Linked DNA regions of Homo sapiens: region 2 is linked to region 1. Evidence: read pairs that join two places in POLR2A ChIA-PET (ENCODE). Cell type or tissue: GM12878. All regions are shown on one strand. Each heading gives the region's core, and the rest is flanking DNA. Links, peaks and the distances in the headings are about the cores only. Region 1 has its middle 160 kb from the start of LINC00862. Region 2 overlaps NR5A2 (nuclear receptor subfamily 5 group A member 2).

Region 1 (2,929 bases), core at 144-2,643:
GATTAAAGCCTGTGACAGAGCAATTCTCATCTTTAAAGTTCCCTAATGACTAATGTGGATTTTAGTAATTATTTAAGGGCCCCGTAAGGAGTGTAAGAAAGATAAAACCCTAATTCCAAGACTGAAATTAAATGGGTATCATTTCATGAGGAATTTGAAAAAGCTCTTTGAAAGTATGCGAATGTAATATGGAGGTATTGAATTTCTTCCCTGTGACTATTTCATTATATTAAACAATCCATAAAAACTGTAAGTAATGGCAGAGATGAGACTACTGATTTTTCTCGCTTGATTTGTCCTGAGTTCGCGTTAACTGAGCATAAGAAACTCCCGTTCCCTGAATTGGGCACTGCCATGCAGAAAGTTTTACTGCAGCAGTTGAAGAGGAGTTTTAACACGTTGCACAGACGTCCAGTCTCTGGGACTGCTGAACTGTAATAAACTACACCATTAAGTGAAACATTGGATGGAGAAGCTGGCTCATTGGGTCGGCGGTTACAGTTATAAGTAGCTCCTTGGGATGCTAATAGATTAAGACGAGTGGTTTAAACTTCCAAGACAGACCTCCCGCTTTAGTAAACAGCAGAGTAACAGACTTACATAATACCTCAGGCAGTGTGCATTCTGGTATAGGCCCAGCCTCTAATTGTGTGACCTTGGACAGCTAATTTTGCTTCCCTAGACACCCCAGTCCCTTCATCTGAAAATAAGAACGTATCATGGGATCATCTCAAGTGTATCTAGAGCTCTACTGTTCTAGGATTCAACGACTGGTAAATCTACAAATATAATATTACATGATCAGGATTAAATGAACTCTAATGGGCAAAATGCATGATGTAGTCATCCAAATGCTAATATTGTAATGTGGATAGAAAGAACAGATTTTAAGTTCACCAAAAATGAAATCAAAATGGACCAGACATATTAATAGGAGCTCAACTTCATTTGTAATTTTAAAATGCAAATAAATACAATGAAATACCATTTTCACCTATCAGATTAGCAACAATGTAAAGTTTAAAGATATTCAGTGGTGACTGAGTGTGGGGAAACTGGTACTTTTAATGCTGTTTATATGAATGGAAATTGGTGGTCTTCTCAAAGGTCAACTTGTTAATATGTATCCAAAGTTAAAATACAGTCACGCTCACATAACAACGAGGATATGTCTGAGAGATACATCCTTGTGCGATTTCATCATTGTATGAACATCATAGTGTACTTACACAAGTCTAAATGATACAGCTTATTATATATTATATACATATAGGCTGTATTGTATAACTTATTCCTCTTAGGCTACAGACCTGTGCAGCATGTTACTGTATTAATATTGCAGGCAATTATAAGTATTTGTATATCTAAAAATAGAAAATATACAGTAAAAAATACAGTGTAAAAGATTAAAAATGGAGGCCGGGAGCAGTGGCTCATGCCTGTAATCCCAGCACTTTGGGAGGCCAAGGCAGGTGGATCACCTGAGGTCAGGAGTTCAAGACCAGCCTGGCCAACATGATGAAACCCCATTTCTACTAAAAATACAAAAATTAGCCAGGCATGTTGGCGCTTGCCTGTAATCCCAGCTACTCGGAAGGCTGAAGCAGGAGAATCACTTGAATCCAGGAGGCTGAGGTTACAGTGAGCCAAGATCGCGCCATTGCACTCCAGCCTGGGTGACACAGTGAGACTCCATCTAAATTAAAAAAAAAAAATTAAAAATGGTACGTCTGTATAGCATAGGGCACTTATCAGGAGTGGAGCTTGCAGGACTAGAAGTTACTCAGGGTGAGTCAATGAGTGAGTGATGAGTGAATGTGAAGGCCTAGGACATTACTGTACACTGCTGTACGTTTTATAAACACTGTATACTTACGTTACACTAAATTGATTTTTTAAATGTTCTTTCTTCGATAATAAATTAACCTTAGCTTACTATCACTTTTACTTCATAAATTTTACTTTTTTTCAAACATTTGACTCTTTGTAATAACACTTAGCTTAAAACACAAATTATACAGCTATACAAAAATATTTTCTTTCTCTATATCTTTATTCTATATACTTTTTTCTGTTTCTAGAAATTTTAAGTATTTTTTACTTCTTAAACTTTTTGTTGTTTTGTTTTGTTTTAGCTACAGGGTCTGCTCTGTCATCCAGGCTGGAATGCAAGTGGCACAATCAAGGCTCACTGTAACCTCAAACTCCAAGGCTCAAGCAATCCTCTCACCTCAGCCTCCCAAGTAGCTAAGACTACAGTCATGAGCCACCATGCCTGCTTGATTTTTTAAAAAAAAATTTTGTAAAGACAGAGTCTCACCTTGTTGCCCAGGCTGGTTTGAGCTGCTGTCCTCAAGCGATCCTCCTGCCTCAGCCTCCAAAAGTGCTGGGATTACAGGCGTGAGCCACCATGCCTGGCCAAATTTTTTGTTTAAAAACGAATACACCAACACACACATTAGCCTATGCCAACACAGGGTGAGGATCATCAATATCACCGTCTTCCACCTTTATGTCTTATCCTACTAGATGAATTTCAGCAGGCAGTAACACAACACGGAGCTGTTGTCTCCTACGATAACAATGTCTTCTTCTGGATGCCTCCTGAAGGACCGATCTGAGACTGTTCTTAAGGAGGTATCACTCTTTTCAGAAAGATGCTCATGGTGGTTTGTTTCTTTTTTCATGTTAGATTTGTGTGAGTCTATCATGGGCTACATTATGAAGGCTGTGACTTCACCCAGCAATAGGAATATTTTTAGCTCCATTACAATCTTGTGGGATCACCCTTGTATATGAGGATTGTCATTGACCAAAACATTGTTACGCAGCGCATGATGGCAACATATCCTTGAACACAAAATTTCACTTCTGGGAATTTAGCTTATGGATATACTTGCAAAAGCACACTAAGCTATGTGTACATTCC
Region 2 (2,929 bases), core at 242-2,741, 60 kb before region 1:
GCTGGGATTACAGGCATGAGCCACCTCACCCGGCCACACGCAGTACACTTTTAGACAGAGTCTACTTTGCACTTCTTGGTGCTGTTTACTGGCACACATATTCAAAAGAGTGACCATGGCTGATGAGTGTGGGTCGCAATAACTGATGCGTGGCCAAAGGTGTTTCCCACAACAGTTGGCTTTGATTCACCGTGTATCTTCTGCACTGGCTACCGTGTAGTTATGCCTTGCCCTTCATGGGTCCTGGGATTACTTGACTGCTGCCGAGGCTAACAGCCTCTTTTTTATTCTGATTGTGACCCATTATATTAGTCTGTTGGCCACTGACTCACTAGTACTTGGAAGCAACCCACAGCTATGTTGTCACATCCACGTATTCCCCTCAACACGCAGCAAATTGGGGTGAGACCAAGGAAAGGCCCATGCACAAAGGAACCTGACAGCTGTCAGCAGTAGCACCTGAGGCCAATTGTAGGCGGTAATAGCACACACTCAGAAAACCATACGCCAGCAGTGTGTGTGCATCACAATGCCGGGAGTGCACATATTGTGGGCTCCTCATCAACAGGGAACTCATCCTGCATTGCTTTTATATCCCAACTGTACTTAGCACAAGACTAACCATACAGTAGGTATCTGTGCCTATAATGATTTCACCAATATTTCTACATATGAACTACTATTCATCATTTAGGGTCTCACTAAATGTTGCTTCTTTGAAGATATTTGCTTGAATCCCCTATGGCATTTTGTAGTTACCTCCATGCAGTAATGATAATATCCAAGTCATTCGTTCCAGAGTTTATATCACTTATGTAAAGCGTATAACTCCAAAGCTTTGCAATAGGTGTTCAAGCAGCATATAATGGATGGATGGATGGATGGATGGATGGTTGGTTGGATGGATAAACATTAATTGCTTAGAAGCCAAGTGGAGCAATTTGAAGGAGCACTCTCTCCTATACTTCTTGTTTTGTTATGTCAATTCATGAAATCCCCAGAATGACACATAAAAGGAAACCAAAATCAAATTAAAACTTATGAACCTAAACCATCTTGTGTCATCCTTGGTAGACATTTAGTGGAGGAAATATGAAATTGTACTATTCATTCAAGGAGTTAATAGGTAAACCAGTTTATCCATCACTAACTTGTTTTTATAGCATCAACATGGTGTAAAGACAAAAACAATCTTGAACTCTAGTAACTATCATCTATATTTAATGCCTCTATGCTACAACAGTAAGACTCTGGATGATTATCAGTACCACTTAGAATTAGAGCTTCTTGTTAAATAATTCATACATTTGATGGGGAAGAGCTTCAAACAATGCTCAAAGCTCCAGTAATTAATGGGCTAATTACGAGATGCTTGTAAAATGGCTTAAACACTGAAAGTTCAGTGTAGGTATAATTGTTTTAGAGTTAACCCTGTGTATTTAAATGTCAAAAAAAATATTCAGTGAAGATGAGTAGAGGGTTGGGAGAGAGAAGAGAGATCATAAGATATCACACCAGTTTAGAAGTCTTCACTATTGATTTAAGATTTCTAAAAAGGCTCTGGAAAGGCAGAATGCAGGCCTTCCTAATGCCCCAGGCATTTTCCAACCATGTCTCTAATCACATAAGAAGAACATCACCCATGAGTCATAGGACTCTGGGTACTCTTAGAGGTCAGAAACCGCTGCAGTGCAAGTCCTTTCAGCCTAATCGCCTCTTCACTAGCAACGCCCAGGTTCCACAAGAGTGCTCTGTTTCATTCCAGGACCCGTGGGAGTTAAGAATTGAAGGTAGTTGATTTTTTGGTTGGTTCATTTGTTTGTTTTTCCTCCCTGTTGTTTGCTGTTCTCAGAAATGACCTGCTCTCTGAGCTTTCTTGGAGTGTAAGGCATTTCAATTCTAGAAAGGTGGGGCTGGGAGGAAAATGGTCTCCTTGACTGCAAACCATCTAGCTGAAATGTCTTTCACTCATCCCACTGGAAGGGGGAAAAAAAGCCTTCTTTAGAAGATGAAACATTGTCTTGTGTCTTTTAGCATCGTTCTGGGCAGTCAGTCTGTTAGGACATATTGGGCGATTATAGGACTGTCTTTTTAGAGAAAGCCATGGGTTTCAAGTTAGCAGGAACCATCTATCAATTCTTAAGATTATGCCATGATTTACTGTCAGAGCATCATGTATTCTGATTTTCTGCCTCCCATGAAACATTGTGCTTTCCTTTTCTATTGATGTATCAACTATAATAGTTACAAGCAGCTACAGAAAAATCAATAGCGAGCTTTCATTACTGTGTACATCAAGTAAAGAGCCCCCCGCTGCAAGAGCACAACTTGTTAGATGCTCACCATGGAAGGTGTACAACACTCAACTGTTTTTTTCCCAGACTGCATTAGAAAAATCAACTATAGAAAAATTATAAAATAGTATCATATTCTACATGGAAGCACAGAGACCCTATAAAATCTCTCAAAGGGAATGGACAGGAGGCATTATCATGTTTCAAAATGAGCACAGCATTTCCAAAGTGAATATAAAGGTATTTAATGCGATTCCTACGTGGTTTTTGTTTCTGGTTTTCTTTTGCATTTGTCTTCTTAAGGTCATCAGGATAGTGGGAGGAAATACTGAATTAGTATTTACTAGATTGACTGCGTAAGCAGAAAGTCACCACTGGCTGAAGTGCATGCTGCAATAGTCATGCGCTCAACACCCAGCCAAGCAATGAGGACCCTAAGAACTGTGTGAATACAGAGTAATATTACCAGGGTCTTAATCAGATCCAGGAGTCCCAGACATACATATGCAAAGTTTTATTCTCTTTCCAAGCACATGTTGGAAAAAGAAAAAGACTTAGGATTTTAAAGCAACAAATACCTTTATTTGCCTTTGGGAGCACATTAGCTACCAATTAGTGCATGTAAATTGAGACTG

What was found. Peaks named below come from ENCODE experiments on the same cell type or tissue, not always from the same donor. Only the 100,000 strongest peaks of a DNase experiment are listed, where the experiment ranks them.
Region 2: POLR2A ChIA-PET joins it to region 1 with 5 read pairs; 3 of 35 experiments call an interaction of 5 or more read pairs at or near these places.

What each region holds. Positions count from the first base shown.
Region 1 is chr1:200,209,576-200,212,504 of GRCh38, forward strand. No RefSeq gene overlaps it. Among named protein-coding and RNA genes, the nearest start is that of LINC00862, 160 kb to the right of the region's middle. In GM12878, for the core only: no CTCF peak of the experiment used is centred there; no DNase peak of the experiment used is centred there.
Region 2 is chr1:200,149,177-200,152,105 of GRCh38, forward strand. All of the region lies in intron 7 of NR5A2 (nuclear receptor subfamily 5 group A member 2), which reads left to right. Among named protein-coding and RNA genes, the nearest start is that of NR5A2, 120 kb to the left of the region's middle. In GM12878, for the core only: no CTCF peak of the experiment used is centred there; a DNase peak (open chromatin) is centred at 1,735.